Regions from separate parts of the Homo sapiens genome. Here region 2 is linked to region 1. A link is an interaction called in ENCODE POLR2A ChIA-PET data of the cell type or tissue named here. Cell type or tissue: PC-9. All regions are shown on one strand. Links, peaks and the distances in the headings refer to the core of each region. The heading gives the core; the rest is flanking DNA. Region 1 holds the start of LOC105378494 (a long non-coding RNA gene). Region 2 overlaps VWA2 (von Willebrand factor A domain containing 2).

Region 1 (5,375 bases), core at 64-5,063:
TGGGATTCATGATACTGCATGTTCTCCCTCCCAACTTGCTTAAAGTTTAAAGTCCAGCTGGGCATTTTTGTCTTCTAGACTTCCACCCGAAGAGTTATTTCCAAGTTGCTCCCAGTGTACCATATCTGCAAACGTTTGTCTTATTTGTTCATACCACAGATTCCAGAACGGAAACAGCTTGCCATCCCAAAGACGGAGTCTCCAGAGGGCTACTATGAAGAGGCTGAGCCATATGACACATCCCTCAATGGTACATCCCAGCGGCTGGGGCTTGGGAGGGTGACTTACTGCTTCCTGCACAGATGTTGGTGCAGACTTACCTGGGGGTAACAGATACACTCATCCTGGGCTGGGTGACAGAGGGTAGTCTGGGCTGCTGTGACAGGAAAGCATGGTCCAAATTGAGAACTGGCCACAGAGCATTCAGCCTTTAGTGTGAATGGGGAGCCAAGACCCACAGCAGACCTAGCTGTCCTGCAAGGAGGAATGAGGGATGGTACACAACAAATAGATTGACTGCATCTGATGTTTTCTGTGGTTCCTGCCTGCAAGTTGTGAGATTTCAGCACAAAGGTGACAGAAGAGAGGAGTGTTGGCCAACAGGCCCAAGGCCCTGGTCAGCAATGGAAGTGGCGGTCAGGCTGAGTCTGAGCTCAGTTTCCATGTTCTTTCACTGGACTCATAGTTATGGTGCTCCCGCTGTGTCAGGGACAGGAGCCCAGTCATCCCAGCACTGACATTCCGTGAGAGAAAACAGACAACAAATAAACAGCATGTGTCGGTGGTGATAAGTGAGAGGATGGAAAACAGAACAGGAGCTGGGCTTCTGCAGGACAGGGGAGTTACTTTAGATAGGGAAGGCTTCTCTGATAGCATGACTTAAACAGATTCCTGAATGAAGTGGAGAGTGAGTCAGGCAGATACATTCAGGAAGAACTTTCCAGACAGAGAACATGGTATCTGCAAAAGCGTCAAGGCAGGAGAGCTCTGGGTGTGTCTGAGGAACAACAAGGAGGCCAGCATGGCAGGAGCAGGGGAGAATGAAAGGAGGTGGGGACGCAGATGGGGCTGCCAGCCACAGGAATGACTTTGGCCTAGTTCTGAATGAGGAAAGACTGCAAACCTCCAGAGGGTTACTTAGGGACTGACCTAACTTAGTGTATTACTCTGTGCTCATGCTGCTAATAAAGACACGCCCGAGACTAGGTAACTGATAAAGGAAAGAGGTTTAATGGACTCACAGTTCCACATGGTTGGAGAGGCCTCACAATCATGGTGGAAGACGAAGAGCAAAGACGTCTTACATGGCAGTAGCAAGAGAGAGCGTGTACAGGGAAACTCCCCTTTATAAAACCGTCAGATCTCGTGAGACTTATTCACTATCACGAGAACAGCATGGGAAAGACTCACCCCCATGATTCAATTACCTCCCACCAGGTCCCTCCCATGACACGTGAGAATTATGGGAGCTACAATTCAAGACGAGATTTGGGTGGAGACACAGCCAAACTATATCACTTAGGTATTGAAAAGATCGCCCTGGACACTGTGTGAGCGGCTCTGTAGGCAGGGCTCATGCTAACACCCTCTGTCCTTGGCTGATGGCTCTCAGCCTGAGGAAGTTGGATCAAAAGTGCTCTTGGTGTGGGGATTTGATCACACAGGAAGGCTTTGAGATTCAGAAAGAAGTGGTTGTGACCCTCGTCTCTGTGGCAGCTGGACTGTGGTCCTCCCCTTCTGTCCTCCTTCTCTTTCCTTCCTTTGTAGGTGAAAGGGCTTTCAAAGCATAAATCAATCAGCAGATATAAAAGGCTAGGGCCCCTGGGGCTGGGAATGAACTAGGCTGAGGAAGGTGTTGTTGGTTCCATAAAGAGCAGGACCAGGAATGAGATGGAACCAACCTAAGTGCCATCAACCAATGAGGGGGATAAAGAAAATGTGGTACATACACACCACAGAATACTACTCAGCCAGAAAAAGGTATAAAATAATGTTTTTTGCAGAAACTTGGATGGAGCTAGAGGCCATTATTCTAAGTGAAGTAACTCAGGATGAAAAACCAAATATCTTATGTTCTCACTTATAAGTGGGAGCTAAGCAATGAAGACCCAAAGGCATGAGTGATATAATGGACTTTGGGGACTAGCGGGGGAAGATTGGGAGTGGGGGTGAGGGATAAAAGACTACATATTCGGTACAGTGTACACCACTCGAATGACAGTGCACTATCTCAGAAATCATCATTAAAGAATGCATCCACCTGAACCCCAAAAACTATTGAAATAAAAATAAAAAGAACAGGACCAGGGATGAGATGGGACCGGTGACTGGGAGCGGGATGGGATTCCCCTGCCCTTCCTTCACACTTACCTGCCACCTCCTGCTGGGAACTCTGTGGGAAGTGAGCGCCTGTTTAGGCTGAGTCTATTCTAAGACGCTGGCTTTGTGGGCAGCCAGCACTTAGCATTGACCCACTGAGCATGCGAGGTGGTGCCAGCTCACCAGTCGGGCTGTGATTTCAGACCAAAGGCGAGGGTGCGGTGCTGCTGTCTGGATGCGCGTTGAAGGTGGAAACAGTGACTCACCGCAGTGAGCACTTCCCTGCTCCCAGGTGTGGCCGGGCCAGCAGGGGCCTGCCTGCCAGACGCACCAGGGGGCCGGTTTGTGGGTCAGACACTCCATCTCGACACAAACAAGTGGTCAGAAAGGCCAGCGCTTCTTGGTTTTGTCTCTCAACTGTGAGTTCATATTGGTCGTAGCCGGGACTAGGGGTCATCCCAAGGACAGCTTGAACTCACTGTGTGGAGTGGGTCAGGAAAGCTCCAAGATGGAGGAAAACCAGCTGCGAGGTGGGAGGGAACATAGCCCTGCCTGTCCTGCCAAGGAGAGGCCTGGGGATGACTTGGGGAGAAGCAGTCATGGTCAGCACAGAGGGAGGCCTTCACCTGCCTTACAAGCTGGCCTGACCTCAGGTCCTGCCTGGTCAAACAGTGTGACATGCAGGTTGTGACTGGAGGAATAGGCGTGGGGCCCCAGCCCCTTGCTATAGTTGGCGGCCATAGCGATTTGCTGACTTCTTGCAAAAGGCCAGTTGCTTGGATTCTTGACCTGCTCTATCAGCCCTATCCCCACACCGCTCCCCTGGGTCATGTCCCTCTCTCTGAGCACATGTGTAATAAGTGCCCTGCTGGCCTGTGCTAGGGATATCGGGGTCTGCCCTGCTTGCCAGAGATACCAGGTTCTTCACTGATGGTGTCTCACCCTGGGGTACTGCTAGCAGCTGTAACAAATAACCCAGCAGCTCCTGTTTATAGTAACACAATGCAAACCTGTTTCTCACTCGGGTATTTCAGTGTGGGGCATTACTCATCCTCATGTAGATTAGGTGCCCGGGCTCCTTCCATGTTTGTCTCGGCCACCCTCGAGGGACGCAAAATCCTCTGCAAAGAGAGAGCAGAGAACCCCTATCTGCTTCTTAACAGCACCAGCCGGAAGTCACGCACATCACTTCTGCCCACAGTCCCTTGGTGACAAGTAGTCACATGGTCATCTCTGGATGTGAAGGGGTCTGGATCTAGGAAATGATGTCCTTGGCTTAGCAGTGGCCTCACCCAACAGCCTACACCTCTGATGGGCAAGCACTAACCTCTGGTGGACTGGCAGCCGAGTTGCCACATCTGGGTCTCTCTCTTTGTGTCTCTGCACTTGGGCGTGCTCCTCTCTTCATTCTGTCTCTCTTCTCTTCCCTCTGTCTGTGCTCCTGGATGTTATGCAGGTCACTCTGGCGGATTTCTCCCCACTGGAGTCCCCAGATGGGTGCAGGTGCCCGAAGGAGTCATTTATGCCACGATCACCTTGGGTACTGCTTACTCCCCGAGCTGGAATGCCAGTGATTCTTGCCTGCTGCCTGTCTCTCAAAGATGTGTGCATGTCCCGAGGGTGGCCACTGTCTTCTTCCTGTCCTCGTGCATGAGTCTTGCACTTGCATGCCACGTGCGATCTTCCAGAGGAGCAACCTACTTGGCTTTCCACAGCCCCCACCCCCCACCCATGTGGTATCAAAACACATGGCTAAAAGACCCACAGTGTGCATGGCTGTTCTGCCCTCAGTTCCACAGGACACAGTGAGGTAGAGTCTACCTAGGGATGGCAGATGGGGATGGCATTATCTCAGCATCCTGCCTCTCATTCCTGTTCACCCTGCCCCTCCTAGAAGCCAAGTATCTGTTTTAAGAATATCATACTGTTTTTGTTTTGTTTTGTTTTTGGGACAGAGTCTGGCTCTGTCACCCAGGCTGAAGTGCAGTGGCATGATCTTGGCTCACTGCAACCTTCACCTCCCAGGTTCAAGGGATTCTCCTGTCTCCGCCTCCCAAGTAGCTGGGATTACAGGCACGCATCACCATGACCGGCTAATTTTTGTATCTTTAGTAGAAACGGGGTTTTGTCATATTGGCCAGACTGGTTTGAAACTCCTGGCCTCAAGTGATCTGCCCTCCTCAGCCTTCCAAAGTACTGGAATTACAGGCATGAGCCACCATGCCTGGCCAAGAATATGCAATGTTTGTGGTGTGCTGTGATCCCTTTTAGGGGTAAAAACAATTATTAATATATTTGCTCTAAATTTCCTCCAAGATACTCCAGGAGTATGATTTGTTGTTCTTTTTTTTTTCTTTTTTTTAGACAGAGTCTCACCCTGCCGCCAGGCTGGAGTGCAGTGGCGCGATCTCAGCTCACCGCAATCTCCACTTCCTGGTTCAAATGATTCTCCTGCCTCAGCCTCCTGAGTAGCTGGGATTATAGGCGTCCATCACCATGCCCGGCTAATTTTTTTTTGTATTTTTAGAAAAGACAGGGTTTCACCATGTTGGCCAGGCTGGTCTCAAACTCCTGACCTCAAGTGATCCACCCGCCTTGGCCTCCCAAATTGCTGGGATTACAGGTGTGAGCCACCATGCCCAGCCTCTTTTTTTTCTCAATGTTTTTTCTTTCATACCTAGTCCTGTTGATGATTTGCCGTTCTTAGTTTCCTAATACCCCCATGGAGGAGGATGGGCAGATGTTAGAATTCTTCATGAAACATGTGGGGCAACCCCAGAAGCACAGAACAGTGGAGACTTACCCAAATTCTTCACAGTAAACTCTGTAGCCTCCTCCATTAATTTTTGTTACTGAAGGAAGTATCCCAATGACAGTATATCATTTTTTAAATGTCGCTTATTATACAGATAATGCAATACTGGCAATAAGGAAAAACATTTTTAAATCACCCTGATCCTACTACCCATCAAATCAACTATTTTGAGCTTTTTCTATGTTGCTTGCAGTGCTGATCTGTTTGCATGTATAGTTCTAACTGTGCTTTCTCCCTTATC
Region 2 (5,375 bases), core at 283-5,282, 76 kb after region 1:
GCTGGGACTACAGGTACATGCCACCACACTTGGCTGAGAAAAATTATTTTTTGAGAAGTTTTTTTAAAAAAAAACTTCACCACCCATGCAGGAGCCACACCTGCCCCATGGTGGCAGAGAGCCTACATGAACCCAGGGGCCCTCATCCTCATCCTGGTGCCCTGTGACCTTGGGAGAGGCTGTGGTTCCTCCCTTACAAAGTGAAGAGAAGGGCCCTGATGTGGCTAAGCTGTTTTATGGTTTTAAAAGTCCCATTGGACTCCTGCCTCCATCATGGACCTATGATGTTTGGACCTCAAGATACATCCAGCTCCGTTTTGTTTTTTTTTTTGACATAGTTATTTGCATATTTAAAGTTTACACACATGCCATGACTCCAGTGTTTTTTAAAAAATAAGCCCTTCGCGGTGGCTCTTGTCTGTAATCCCAGCACTTTGGGAGGCCGAGGCAGGTGGATCACCTGAGTTCAGGAGTTCACGACCAGCCTGGCCAACACGGTGAAACAGTGTCTCTACTGAAAATACAAAAAATTAGCCAGACATGGTGGTGGGCACCTATAATTCCAGCTACTCAGGAGGCTGAGGCAGGAGAATCACTTGAACCTGGGATGCAGAGGTTGCAAGTCCCTAAATGGAGGTAGAGCATGTGTTCCTATTTTATACACTCTCATATGGGAGATAAGTGGTTAAAGATGACTAGAAACCCAACCAGGCCTACCGGGGTGCTGGACAGACACAGAGCATTTCTAAGGGAATGCCACCAGAGAACAAATACAAATCTGTACAGAAATCTTTTTTTTTTTTTTCACACTTAAAAAGAATCACATCCTCATTCCAACAGCTTTACTAGGCTTGGCCAACCCAATAAGTGACACACTCACTCAGGTACTGGGAAGGTTATTGCACAGCTCCTTAACCGATCGAGTCAGGGCAAAGTGGTCACTTTCCCCACAGCCACACTCTGGATTTGTCTCCTGGGAAGAAACCATGCCTGGCCCAGGCTGAGGGGGCAGCTGCAGCGGAACCTTGCCTCCAGATTACGAACCAGTATAAGTAGCACAATTCTTGTGGCTACTTTCACTTCAGAGTGTCATGTTTATTGATGTGGAGCTTTCTGAATAGGGAGGTTCAGGCATTGCCAGGTGCTCAGTAAAACAAATATTTCTTGTAGCGCTCTAGATTGAGGGCAGCAGTCAATGGTAAAATAAATTTTAGTAGCATGTTCCTGAAAGGTTATACAGCAGCCCTGGTTCAAGGATTTCTCCCCCTGCACGATTCCTAAGACTGTTTGCTAGTTGATTCTTTGTTTTGGGAATTTAATGGTTTTGATGAATTTGCTGTGATCCAGGGGTGTTCAAGTACTTCTCTGAGCATTGGCCTCTGGCTGGGATTATGCTTCAACAGTCTTAAAATGAGGTCCTGGGTCCCTCTGTTACAGTCAGGGAATGTGAATTCAACCCATGATACTCGTTTTTTTTTTTTTTTTTTTTGAGATGGAGTTTCTTTCACTCTTGTTGCCCAGGCTGGAATGCAATGGCATGGTCTTGGCTCACTGCTACCTCTGCCTCCCGGGTTCAAGCGATTCTCCTGTCTCAGCCTTCTGAGTAGCTGGGATTACAGGCATGCGCCACCACGCCCAGCTAATTTTTGTATTTTTAGTAGAGACGGGGTTTCACCATGTTGATCAGGCTGGTCTTGAACTCCTGACCTCAGGTGATACGACCGCCTCGGCCTCCCGAAGTGCTGGGATTACAGGCGTGAGCCACCATGCCCAGCCCAACCCGTGATATTCTTTTGTAGGTCTCTTGGTGTACGTTTGCCTCAAAAGGAGGCTTCCCAACTAAAAATTCATAGCAAAGAACACCAAGGCTCCAGAGATCTACCTTCTCACCATGCATCTGACCTCCAATCATCTTGGGCGGGGGGCGGGGGCAGGTAGTCCAGGGTGCCACAGAGAGTGGTCCTCCTGGAGGATGGAGCATGTACTGACCACCCAATATTCTCAGACTGTGTGGTTATTTCCATGATGCCACCAGATTCTACCTAATTCTAAAATATGCACCACTTGGAACTGTCTATAGAGCTCCTTGGATTTCAAAGCAGTCCTAAAACAAACTATTATAAAACAAATGTCCCTGCCAGCTGAGAGTCTTCGTGCAGGGTCTTCCTGCTTCAAATGACTAAGAGGCTCAAGTCTTCTCCTGATCTAAGTGAAAATCAGACACCTAACATGGCAAGAGCCAGTATGTCAGGAGCTCTACAGACACGATCAAAGGGAGAAAGGTGGTGAGAAGGATACTGGCCTGCAGCACATACTTCCTGCTAGCTTCCAGCCCTGTGCATGCCAGCAAGAAAGACTCATTTTCCCCTAAGGACATTTTTTTTTTCCCTCTTACTCCACACCACAGAGGCAGAACAAGCCCCCACCTGCCGCCTGTGAGTCAGGCAATGGCGAGGCATTGAGGATGCGGTGAAGAGCTTCTCAATGCTGTCTCTATTCCTTAGGTTCAGGACGATTTTACGGAGTTACAGCTTCTGACCCTGGGCACTGGCAGGAGACTGAGGCTCAGGCCTGTTAATTATTTATAAAACAAGGATTCTGGCAGCCACCTCCCCAGGCTGCTGTGAGGATAAAGTGGAAGGAAGTACAGAAGGTTCCTGCCACATAGGAAGGCACCCAGTAAACACAGTCCCCTTCCCTCCGTGCTATGAGACCAACTTAAGCAGCTTGATCTCGATCCACTATGTGCCTCTGCTTGCCCAGCTGCATGTTTTTCCAGAGGCGCCCAAGTTTCTGCTCATTAAAATAGAATGTATGTTGGCAATCTGCAAATGCACACAGGATGTCAAATGCCTTCTCCTAGCTGTTTGGATCAATCAGACGGTGTTGGCTCTGCAACTTCTGCAGCACCTCCCTCCCCTGTCCCCCTCAATACAATCCCTACTGTCACACAGCCCACGCTGAAACTGCCCAGTGATACGTTTGTCTTGACTGCCAGGCGGCAAATGCCTGAGACTACAGACTATCTAGTCTCTGCTGGAGCTCCAGAGACCTGCATGTGCCTGATGTATAGTAGGGGAGGTCCTTGCTTGCTAGATAAACAAAGCACCAGAATACCTCCTGTGGGAGGGCTAGAGGGACCCTTTCAGGGCATCATTGCACTCACTGTGTTCACTGCATTCTTTTTTATACCAAGATTAATGAAATGAACGCTATTGCGATGATGTTGAAGTATTGTTTGCACTCTATTCCCATCCAGTCATCTCGAATAGGCAGCTCATTCCCCTCTCATATCAAAATTTTCCTACAATACTAATTTGACCTCCAAAATACAGCCCTACACCTGGAAAGCTTTTTTTTTAAAGGGTGAATTCCACAATAAAAATCAACAGCTACTACCATGTAATGAGCATTTCTTATGTGCCTGCCACAAGACACACAGGCTCCGCCCTTCATGTCTTCTCTCCTAATCCTCGCAGCCAGCCAGGGAGGGTGTACTATTCCCATTTCACAGGTGAGGAAGCTGAGACATGGAGAAGTGAAGTGTTCTGCCCCAGCTTACACAGCTAATCAGTGGATCAGATTCCATTCTGGCCTCCTAGCGTCACCTTCCCGGTTCTGGGGGAAGCTGCCACAGGATGTTCAACAAGGGAGAGGTGTTGGGGCTGCCGGTAAGAGGTGACACTCTGGCAGAAGTCCAGGCTCCAGAAAACAGGCTATGAACTAGAGGCAGTTCAGAAGCACAGAAGCATAATTTAAAAAATCTGCCACCCTGAATCCTGCACGTTGGCAATTTCTCCCCCAGCTAATACCTGCCAGCAGCTCTCACACTCCATCCGGCACAAGATGAGATTTACCAGGGCCCTCTGGCTTCCTACAAAGTAGTTGGGAGTGATCTGCAAGCCAGGGGCTGGAACAGACCACCCATTCTCAGGTATGCCTCACCAAGCCTTTTCCGTTACACCTCGCTCATCACCTTGTTCCCTTCTGTTCCATTACTCATGCTAATCCCACTTGTTATTCCTGGCTTCTGGAGTTCTCATCCATGGATGTAGATGCTCTCCACGCCCCTGATCTCCTCAACAGAGTGTGGCCTTCGGATCCTGGTTCCCACGCAGCACCAGCTGCACTTGGGACAGCAGGCATGTGAAGTCTGCTGCAGGATGCCACAAAAATTTCCACTGTGCACTACCCAGGAATTACATTTTCCGTGACACAGGAAGAAATAAAAGCCAAAACAAAGCTACTTTTTAAAAAAAGAAGAGCCGGATTGGGGATCGCTGAAGGCAGTTTTGCAGGATAATGTCTGCCTTCTCTACCATCGGAAATGAAATGAGTGTAGGGAAAAAGAGGAAACCATTTCTACCTCCTTACAAAATGCAATTCCAACCCCAAATAGATTAGCCGTTGGCAGCCTCCTCCAAATCAGCAGGATGGAAATCTGAGCCCTTTACCAGAACAGTACACACCTGAATGGGAAGACTAAAATCAGAGGTAAAAATATCCGGTGGGGAAGTCCTTGCTGGAACAATCATCTTCCTTGTAACCTTTGGTAAAATATTTGGCTCAGGCTCAGAGTGTCAACGGAGGTAGATGACACATTTCTAGTTTGATATGGCAGAGAGAGCATTTAAAAAGCTGCCTGGGGAAAGTCACGCTCCCCCTAAAATAATTAGTAAATTTTCAGAACCCAGTGGCCTAACAACCAAAAGTCCGCACCAAGAAATAAGCAACATGCCATTTGTGAACTCCCTGGAGGGTTAGGGAGAAAAGCTGGGAAGATGGGCATAGATCACAAGCCCTCCCATACTTTCTGCATCTGCAGACACATTTTTAGCCAGAAGAGAGTTCATGTTTGTTTTGATGGATGATATCTGAAAATGCTTTAAATTGTACACAACCCGATTTCACTGTATGGGACACTGGGATTAGCCCTGAGGTGTGGGAGAACACACACAGGACCCAAAGTCCAGAGACAGGATTCCAACCTAGCTCTGCTCCTAGCAGCTGGGTGACTGCAAGCAACAACCTCCCCTGCCTTAGTTCCTCATCTGCCAAATGGGGAGAATCTGTTTCATAAACTCCCCCAGTGTTGTAAAGATCCAGTGAGACAGGGTAGAAAAGTCTCTGCTAAATAGTAAAATGTTTTCTAAATGAATGATGTTAAAAGTTTATCATTACATTTAATATATTCATTTCATTTAACAACACCCATAATCTGTAGGGTAGATATTATCATTTACATCTTTATAGATGAAGAAATGATCTTGGAGAAGACGAGACCCAAGGCCACAGAGCGAGAAAAACCCAGCTTAGAGTCCAGCCCAGGACTTCTCAGCTATGACCAGAAGTACGCGGTACACAGATGCACTGGT

Evidence for each region. ChIA-PET counts read pairs that join two places held together with the same protein. Peaks named below come from ENCODE experiments on the same cell type or tissue, not always from the same donor. Only the 100,000 strongest peaks of a DNase experiment are listed, where the experiment ranks them.
Region 2: POLR2A ChIA-PET joins it to region 1 with 5 read pairs; 3 of 35 experiments call an interaction of 5 or more read pairs at or near these places.

The regions. Positions count from the first base shown.
Region 1 is chr10:114,318,046-114,323,420 of GRCh38, reverse strand. It overlaps AFAP1L2 (actin filament associated protein 1 like 2), which reads left to right. Exons shown (of 19, transcript NM_001001936.3): 5 at 160-250. LOC105378494 (a long non-coding RNA gene) reads right to left here and starts at 2,415. Exons shown (of 3, transcript XR_946334.3): 1 at 2,371-2,415; 2 at 321-474. RefSeq lists enhancers at 2,088-2,789, 2,200-3,399. In PC-9, for the core only: no CTCF peak of the experiment used is centred there; DNase peaks (open chromatin) are centred at 2,570 and 3,330; H3K4me3 peaks cover 389 bases; H3K27ac peaks cover 3,430 bases.
Region 2 is chr10:114,242,620-114,247,994 of GRCh38, reverse strand. The region is part of intron 1 of VWA2 (von Willebrand factor A domain containing 2); the gene reads right to left. It also overlaps the pseudogene AURKAP2. Among named protein-coding and RNA genes, the nearest start is that of VWA2, 6.1 kb to the right of the region's middle. In PC-9, for the core only: no CTCF peak of the experiment used is centred there; DNase peaks (open chromatin) are centred at 844 and 2,344; H3K4me3 peaks cover 445 bases; H3K27ac peaks cover 2,584 bases.